Linked DNA regions of Homo sapiens: region 2 is linked to region 1. A link is a loop called in an ENCODE intact Hi-C map of the cell type or tissue named here. Cell type or tissue: Panc1. All regions are shown on one strand.

Region 1 (5,000 bases):
AAAATACTTTGATCTTCTGAAATCTACAATATACCTGTGTAGTAATACTTTCATAGTAGTGCATTCAGTAATTGTTAAAAGAAATTCTTAGTCATTGATACTTGGTGTATTCACTTTTATTTCTAATTTCTAGTTATTTGTTTATTTGTTTTGTAGTTGTAATAGCACTTCTATATGAGAAGTGTAGGCTGGGCACGGTGGCTCATGCCTGTAATCCCAGCACGTTGGGAGGCTGAGGCAGAAGGATCACGAGGTCAGGAGATCGAGACCACGGTGAAACCCCATCTCTACTGAAAAAAAAAAATTCAAAAAATTAGCTGGATGTGGTGGCAGGTGCCTGTAGTCCTAGCTACTCGGGAGGCTGAGGCAGGAGAATGGCATGAACCTGGGAGGCTGAGCTTGCAGAGAGCTGAGATCATGCCACTGCACTCCAGTCTGGGTGACAGAGTGAGGCTCCACCTCAAAAAAAAAAAAAAAAAGAAGTGTACAGATATTCAATTATTTAACAACTTTGGATTCTTGTTGATTCATTTTGTTGGCTACTTTGAACATTAAGCATATTAATGTTCAATTTTTGAAACAATTTTAGATTCTTATTGATTCATTTTTTTTTGTTCAGAACCCTCATTCATAGAATAAAAAAGTTCAGGCTAACATCTCTTTCCTGCAGGTTACGAACATGCAAACATCACTGTCTTTGGAGGAACATTCTTGAACTAACCAGTTTGCAGTTAGGTGGCATAGATTTAGGTCAGTCCCAGAAGGGAAACTTTATGTATACTTGTATTTCATTATTTTAATGGCATAAAATATACTCGGTATATGGCTAAAAGCACAACAATGTTATATGCTGGAGGAGAATGGTAATAGTAAAAGAAGAGATATTCATAAATATTCTAGGAGTAAAAGCAAGAGAAAGGAAAGATAGGTTTTCAATCCAAATAAACTACCATTACAAGTTATTAAGAGGACTGAATAATGCTTGAAGAATTATTCACCGTGATGTACAAACATCATGGTGTGGATTAATGATAATATAATAGTTGCTTTCACAGAAATCTGTTCTTTTGTGAGCTTGATATATGAAATAATCATTTATTTTAGACATTTGTGAATGTTATTTAACCAATATTCCATTGAAAACCTATAAGACTAAATGTTTATGGAATATAAATTTAAAGGTGCCCAAAAGTGTTTCACACAATATAGTTTCTAAATAAATGATAAAATATTTTTTCATTCTGAAATAAGAAATCATTGATTAATATAATTTTTGAATTTTTCTCTTCCATAGTTTTTTGTTTAAATATTTTAAAATATTAAATATTAACAATGTTAAAAAGAATCTCTTGCATATTTAGATCTACAAAAAGAAAAATGGCAGTAATAATTAATATGTAAATCAATAAAACAGATTTTGCTTTGCATTTTCTCATTTCTGGAAATGATAATTGACTGTTTAAAGCAAATATAATAACAATGTATTATAGATTTTATAATATAGTGGAAGAGGGAGGAAGAAATGGAAGGATACTCTTGTAAGGCACTAGGTTATATATTACAAGGCATTATATCGTTCCTAACTCAATATGATTTCAGATCAGAATCTTAAAAAGGAAGGATTATAGTCTCTAGGTATCGTCTATGATCAAAAGATGAAGTTATTTATTTATATCTTATTCAAAGGCTGCAAGCAAAAAGAAGACAAGCCCATTCACCCAAATACAGTACCATCATAGTCAAAATTTTATAGTTGAAGTGAAGGAGTGTGTGTTTGTATGTGTTTGTATTTTTAGGTTGTTAATTTAAAACATTTATATCCATACACATTTACATAAAATTACTTGGTTCTTATTTTATAAAATCCTCATTAACTTCATTTTTGCCATATTTTCTTTGTCTTCTTCCCCTGCATGCTCTCTCCCATGATCATATAGAAAAATATAGGATATTTAGGTGTTCTGTTGTTTTCCTAGGGTTGGGTGCTTAAAACTACAGTAATTCATTCCTTCCCTGTTCTGGAGGTACAAAGTTCCAAATCCAGGATTGTTCTCGTACAGAGGTTCTGAAGGAGTATTTGTCTCATGTCATCCTGCTGCCTTCTGGTGGTTTCCAGGAGTCCTTCATGTTTCTTGACTTGCAGATTCACCACATCAATCTCTGTCTCTGTCTTCAGATGGCATTTTCCTCTGTGTGTGTCTGTGTTTCTTCTCTTCTTATAAGGATATTGGTCATATTAGATTTAGGGACCGTCTTAATCTAATATGACCTTTCCTACCTCTGTGAAGACCTGATTTACAAATAATGTCACATGCATAGGTTTTGTGGGTTATGGCTTCTATATATTTTCATGAGGGGCACAATTAAACCTCTAAGAGCTGTTTACAGAACATACGTGTACATGCATACACATGTAGTTTCTGCATCTTTCTTTCTTCACAGAATACCTCATGGGAATTCCTTACAGCCAATTGTTATGGCTCTACCACATTTATTAATGCCTGTATAACATTCCATGGTATAGGTGCTTGATAATTTATTCACTGCTTGCCAGTGAAGGTCATTCACTGTTTTTTAGATTTCATCACTACAAACTAAGGTGCCCTAAGTACCTTAGTACCTTTCCCAGTCAGTTCTTTGTATCTATGTAATAGATTCCAAGGTGTGGAATCAAAAGGTATATGTGTTTTAAAATTTCCTAGGTGTTACCAGATTAATTTCCAAAAAGTTACAACAATTTGTCTTTTCCCCAACAGTAAACAGGCATAGTCCTTTTCTTGCATTTCTGCCAGAATAGGTATTGAAGCTTTTATTTAATCTTTCAGCACAATGAGTATGGAGTGATATCTTACTCCTATGATTTACTGTTCCTCACTAGTGGGTTTGACCATATTTTTATGCTTCTTTGGCCACTTGGACTTGTTTTATATTGTGATGGATGCCTTTTTCCTATCAATTCATGTGAATCTGTTGGATAGTAAATATATTTAACCTTCATTAGCATATATGTTATACATTGTTTTTCTGCCAACTTATTTAAATTTAAATTTTATTTATATCTAATTTTTTTCTGCAAATTTATCAGCTGTGAATTGATTTGCTACACAATTTCATATTTTTTTATAGTCAAGTACAAACTATTTTTTCTTTTACAGGTCCAGGGTTGACGATTTTGGTTGAGAAAGTTAAACATTCATTTAGAGCAAGCAATTGTTGTGGCTACTGTGACCTGTCTCCCAGGATCCCTGCTCTGCTCCCTTTTGGTAGTAATAGGGCCTTTGGGTCTTTGCTATCCCAGTGGCTGTTCAAGCAAGAGAGCACTTGGCAACCTCCCTTGTAGTCTGGTTTATCCATGGTACTTAACTCTGCAACCTGGGAGGTGAGCAGAATGAAGTCATACCTTTTTTAAAGGGCACATGGCCTCCTCTTACATTTCCCCTTCCACACTGGCTGAAATGTTCGTGAGCTACTTTGAACCATGAGAATTAGGACAGTACCCAAGGACTGCAGAGTAGTTCGATGGAAAGAGGCTCAGTTCCTATTCTCTACATCATGGAGCCACCACATAAGCCCGAGGCTCCTTTCCCAGAATCAACCCCTAGGAGCAAAATAAACTGTCTTGCTTAAGCCATTTTCATTTGGAGACCCAGTTAGAGTAGCCACAATTATACCCTAAATAATATAGAAACCAAAGAATCTCATGTGTTCTAAATTTGGAAATAGTGTTAACCATCTGGCAAAAGATCTTTGACCAGAATAGCATTATTCAGGAATCTATTCACACTAAAAGATTGATTTGCCTATATAATTCTGTCTGTTTAAAAAAATAAAATATTTTTTCCATTATTTTTCCAGCATACTATTGAATGATTCATTAATATCTCTGTATTTATTCAGGCACCTAGTAATTATTTTTCTGAAGCAGTGCTAACAGAAAGCCAAAGAAGTTCAAATAATAACTTTGTAAATATGAATTATAGGCTCAAAACTGAGTATGACATTTTCAATGGTGGGTGTGATAATTCTTGAGGCAGCAGGAATGACTGGGTGCTTAACACCTGTTTGCTTTATTTAATAACAATGTGTACTGTACCTCAGCAGGAACAGCAGCTCTCCCCCGCAGACTCTCAGCAAACATAGCTTCATGCATGCTGAAAGCATCGTTTGATCTAAAAAGTATTTTCATTCTCTTAAAGAGTGATTCTTATCAATGTCAATCCTCTTTTGGCATTGAAATATTAAATAAAAGTTATTTGGCATGGTCAATATATATTTTTTTCATGAACATGTCCTTCTAGTCCTATTCCCTAAGTGTTGGCCTTTCCCAGGTTACACTTTCAGTCAGTTTCTTACCTCCCTCTACATTTTCATTTATGATAATTGTCCTTTTTCACTCTGTGATCCAGATCTGGACTTGTTTCTCCCCTAAACGAGAGGAAACACTTTCCCCATTCTTCTCACATTACAATATCAGCCTGTAAAGAAAAGCATTCTATCACTACCTCACCTTTCTCAGAAGTGCTGAAGAACAACCTTTCACTCTTACTTACTTAGGGAAAGTAAACTGGCCAGTTCATGACCCCCATCCCAGGCAAGACTGGATCAACATCTGTTGCTTTCTCTGGAGCTGCTCCTTTTGTGTTCAGGTTGGAAGGACCATTGACTTGTCTCATTCTCTATGACCCATTGAGTCAAGGCTGAGAGCCTGGCTTTCCAAGGCAGGCAGTGGGGCCACGTGTTGATGCTCCCTATCTGTTTGCAGTTGGGTTTGTTCACCAGATGGTGACCCTTTGTGGGGAGTGACTGGTGGAGTGTTTGAGAAGGAGGCATGTCCCAATGTCTAGAATTGTTGGAGAGGTAATAGAAAGCCCCAATTTAATGTCAGATCAAAGCCTCACTTTTTTCCCCTTTTTAAAATCACTGTTTCTTTACTTAATTAATATTTACTAGATACTAGTAAGAAAATAGTGAACATACAGATTAGTTACTTACCCTTATGG
Region 2 (5,000 bases), 110 kb before region 1:
AAGTAGGAGAGTGTTATAATTTTTTGGCCACTTCAACTCCAATTGAACACTTCCAGTAGCTACAAACTATTAGAAAACACTCATAGCCTCCTGCTTCTCCATTGTCTTGATTTTAATTTTTTCCCTTACTTGTATTTTATTTCTGAGTGGCTAATGGATCTTAGTCTAAGAACTGGAGGTGGAGGAGGAAAGGAGACTTGTCATTACGGTTTTTATGAAAGCATGGCTTTGTGAAGTTGTGTTGTCATTTCTTCAGGCTCTTAGAAACTGGGTACAAACAGCTATCAAAAGAATTCCTCATATTTTCAAAAGTAGCAGGCATGCTTCATCTTTGGAATGAGACCTAGGAGTCTTGAATAAGAAAAAAATCATCTTTCAATTTGAATCAGAAATAGGATGGGTGCCATAAGCTGAGAGAGCCCAGAGTTCTTATGAGAGAATTGTAGGCAATGAGATCATAAAGGCAGATGTAGCTCTAAGTTCCATATGTTTCCATTACAGATGAAGTTATGTAGACTTAATACTCTTGACAATGGAAGCCATTGACATTTCTAGGCAGATAAATGACATGAGGAAAGCAGTTTCACTAGGAAGAAAACTAGGGTAGTAATAGTCATTTCCCCCCCCCATTCTGTTCTTCCTACTACTCTTCCCAGTATTATTCCTCTGTTGACTCTTTGCATTCTTTGGAGCATACAACTGAAAGATATCATGGTGGCAAATGCTATCGTGGCTTGTGAACTGGGATGATATCATATGGAAGAGGCGTAGGGACAAGCCTGAAATAATTTTCAGCAAAAACTTTTTGGTGGCACTTTACTATTCTATTTCTGAGCCTAAGCTGGTCCCTATCTATAGATGAGAATAATGCCATGACCCACAGGCAATATCCCTTGAAAGCTTGGTGCTGAGAGAGCCTGAGAGGGGAGAGCCATTTTCTGGGTAATAACTTCGATCACCTTCAGGCTTACAGTGTGTGTTTGTCACAACTATAGAAGCCTCGTGAGTATTGATTTAGAGAAGATATTTTTAAGCTAGCTGGCATCCTCAATGCTAAAAACCTTAATCAGCATTTAATAAAAAATTCTTTCCAGTTATTTTGACTTGAGCAAATGACATCATATTATCTTAATGAGAAGTAAGTTAACAGCAAATTTTGGAAATTACATTTTGAGACTTTTAGTTGAGACACCAATGGAATCCCTGGGTAGGTTCCTTCTACATACATGTCTCTTTTAGACAACAGGTAGATAGATGGGCCATGCCACCTCATTTTTAGGTGCTCCAAAGGGAAAGGTGTCTTTTTTGGCAATGGGTAAACAGCATGAGAAGCAGGAGAGAAGCCATAAAAGAGAGCAAGATGGAAAATATAAAAGCAGCAAGGAAGGGGGCTATCTTTTGAACTCTTGGCTTGGTAGGTCACGAACTGGAAGTAAACGGCTTGCTCCTATGCTGATTTTGGGTTTCTCATAAGGGACGTTCATTTTTTTTTCTGCCTTTTCATACTGACCTCATACATATTTGGACAAATTTGGTTAAAAGGCAAAATGATCAATCTCTTTTGAGGAAGTCCAATTATGAGAGAAGTCTAGTCAATTTATGGGCAAAATTACAAGTGTTATTTTGATTACTTGGGGAGTAAGTGTTGGTTTGGATTTTGGAGGAAAAGGGTCAGGCTTTAGGTCAATGTGACTCAGACTTGGAGTCACAGATTAAAAGGAGATTTTATTTAGATGGTCTGGTCAGAGAGACACAAACTCCAATACCTGTGGCTGCTGCCGAGGAGAGAATGGAAATCAGTACTTCCTCATTTTGATAGAATCAAGTATGGCAAATATTTTTTTCTGCTCTATGAAAAGTTTTATTACCAGTGAGATGAAAAATGGCAACCGGCACTTTGCTTCTGTGTGGAGATCACAATTGGGATTAGGTTGAACTGGAAAGGCAAGCCCACTTGAAAAGGGCAGAGAAATCTCTGCTGCAGTTCATTGTTGCTATGTTTCTTTCTCTCTCTCTTTTTTTTTTTTTTTAGAGAAGCCAAAATTCAGGCTCTGTCAGCCTTACCTTTTCTCCCCACCCCCAGCTCTCACCTTTCTCTTCTCTCTTACTATGTAATCTCCTGATTTGTTTTTTCCACCTTGGTTCAAAAATCTTAAATATAGTTTTTTTGTTTTTTTTTTGAGACAGAGTCTCACTGTCACTCAGGCTGGAGTGCAGTGGCATGATCTCAGCTCATTGCAACCTCCGTCTCCTGGGTTCAAGCGATTCTGCTGCCTCAGCCTCCAGAGTAGCTGGATTACAGGCACCTGCCATCATGCCCAGATAATTTTTGTACTTTTTGTAAAGATGGGGTTTCACTATGTTGGTGAGGCTGGTCTCGAACTCCCGGCCTCAGGTGATCTGCCCCCCTCGGCCTCCCAAAGTGCTGGGATTATAGGCATGAGCCACCACAGCCAACCAAATATGCTGCATTTTATACAAAACACAACTGTGGGTGTGATATGTTCCACAGTTTGGACCCACTGGTCTGTTCTAACCTGAGGCCAAGATAAGTGACATGACTTGCCCAGAGCTAGCAAAATAACTGGCTCCAGAACAGAATTATTGGAATTGCCAGCATGTTTCTCCTTTTATAATGTACTTAGGCTCATTTTGGGAAATGCATTCTAGTGAAGAAAAAACATATTTTACAGGTACTTCCCCAGTTCAATTCAAAGTTATAAAACTAAAAATGTTTTTTAGCTGTTTAAACAATTATAATTTAAGTCTGTTCTTGAGTATTAGTATGTTTTCCTTGCCTATGAGCTTCCTTTTCTTTTGCTGGATAAACCACATGTTTACTGAGAAGTGGCTCTCCCTCATTTATCTGTGGTCAAGCCCATATATACTATTAAAAACCAATATTTTATAATGAAATTAAACTTGAAATTGTATTAATGCTAATATAAATGATTAAGATAATATACTTAGTGAAAGATATCAATACCTTTTTTATAATTGAATTTTATCTTGTAATACTGCTTGTTCCTTCAGGGAATATCTCTTTAGAAGGCCTTCTATTTACAGAATTCTTGCTCATTTAAAAACACATAAATTAACTCAGGAATCTGCTCAGAGGATTTTTTCTTTATAACAAACAATTAGCTTAATCAATTAATAGCTGCAACTGTAGTTGTAGTCATTACTAGGTTGAATTACTGAGAAATAAGTTCTGTCTTCTTTATTGGAAAATAATATGTCACATTTTTTTCTATAGTCATTTTTAATCTCCAAGGCCAAATACTTTATAATCATAAAATAGTCAAAAGTCAAATCAAGAATCATATATTGCTTTTTAAAGATTATACCATGGTTCTGTATGTGGACACAAACATAGTTTTTAAAATATATTTTAGTGTGAATCAATTTTCTTCTGAAAAGCCTCTTACGATGTGATATATAAGTATGTTGCATCACATGTCACTTATGCTTATTTTAGATATTCTTCACAACTTTATACAAATTTCAATGGAACAAAACTTTTAGCCAATTTCAGACACACAAGAATTAAGTTACAAATCAAGTCTTTTTCATGCAATATTATGATTTTTTTCTGTCATTTTATTTTCTTGTAGTTTTACCCGTAATAATTTACTTATTACACCTGTATGTATGCTCTGTATACATGCATAAAGAAGAAATACCATGTCACTCACACCTCGATAGATGGTGTGCTGTTGGATGGGTAGGTTTTCATTGTATGTCTGGTTATAGTCTTTCAGCAGAGAACATGTGCTAAATCATATACATTTCCAATTTGCTCTTTGCATTTGCTCCTAAGAGATACAAAGTTAACATTCTATTCTGATTTTGTATTAGTTGTCATCTTGTAATATGCAAATGTGATGTATTTTCTAGATTTTGAAATTTCATTCTCTAAAATTTCGCTGCAGCAAGAGTTTGTAAAATGATGGTTTCATGCAATTAGCATCTTATTTCATGGAGGGAAGAAAACCATTCCTGGCCTTTTTCACGGGTGAAGACTTTCTCCCTGGCTTTTTCTCCTAATGCAATTCAGTGTATCAGCTAACACTTTCATGTAACTCAAGAGACACTAACATACTTGTGAATATACTTACAGAAGCATAAATATGTATGTAAGGATTACTGTACTATATTTGTCTGCTACCATGAAACTGAGGAAAACAGGGTTTACTGAAATGATCTGCAGTGTGGCTGATGAAATAAAATTTTAAAAATTTACCTTTAGAGGGACTTCTTTTGATGCTGTACCCATAGTGGGCAATGTATTTTCAGTACACAAGTATATGGAGGTTCTACCAGTGAGTAAGCTATTTGGAGGTGAGATAAGATGGAGCAGACATAGTGATTACACAGTGCCTTGCCCACTGTGTGGAAACACTGTGGTTATTGTGCCTAGGATCTTGATAATAATGAAGACGAAGACAATGGTAGTGATGACAACAATGACAAATAGAAAGGTCAAATTTTCATTTATCCATCAAAGTTTTGATTAACAGTTTATAAGTCCTCTTATCTTCCAGCAGCAAACTTAACAGCCTTTGTTTGATCAAGTGCACTTCCCATGTCATGGGCTATATGAAGGGAAGTAATTGTGCTTGTGTGTATGTGTTTCTAATAAGAACTACTTTACTCATAATTAGCTGTGAAGCAATCTGCTATAATACTGAGTGCAGTTTTTATTTAGCATGTGATATATTTAGTCTTGAATTGCAATTCTAATTCTGTCTTCTATTAGGCATGTGATGCTATACGTGTAACTTAATCTCTTCAAGCTTCATTTTATTATCTGAAATATATCAATAGGGCATGCTTAAGAGTTATTAAGCTTTAAGGGAATTGAGATATGTCCAGGGCTCATAGAGTGCCTGGAACATGGTTATGTGCAATAAATCATGGTTGTTGGTATTATTACATTGTTGATACTGCTATGTTTATTTTATAGATTGTGACAATCCTTCTCTCCAAAGTCACAAGAT

The links. Hi-C counts contacts between places; a loop is a spot of excess contacts. Peaks named below come from ENCODE experiments on the same cell type or tissue, not always from the same donor. Only the 100,000 strongest peaks of a DNase experiment are listed, where the experiment ranks them.
Region 2: a loop joins it to region 1, with 2.2 times the contacts of the local background. A loop is called at or near these places in 17 of 110 quality-filtered maps.

Annotation. Positions count from the first base shown.
Region 1 is chr2:225,795,482-225,800,481 of GRCh38, forward strand. All of the region lies in intron 2 of LOC105373914 (a long non-coding RNA gene), which reads right to left. All of the region lies in intron 1 of LOC107985992 (a long non-coding RNA gene), which reads left to right. Among named protein-coding and RNA genes, the nearest start is that of NYAP2, 400 kb to the left of the region's middle. In Panc1, a CTCF peak has its summit at 2,114 (motif pointing left); no DNase peak of the experiment used is centred here.
Region 2 is chr2:225,682,392-225,687,391 of GRCh38, forward strand. All of the region lies in intron 7 of NYAP2 (neuronal tyrosine-phosphorylated phosphoinositide-3-kinase adaptor 2), which reads left to right. All of the region lies in intron 5 of LOC105373914 (a long non-coding RNA gene), which reads right to left. Among named protein-coding and RNA genes, the nearest start is that of NYAP2, 290 kb to the left of the region's middle. In Panc1, no CTCF peak of the experiment used is centred here; no DNase peak of the experiment used is centred here; H3K27ac peaks cover 240 bases.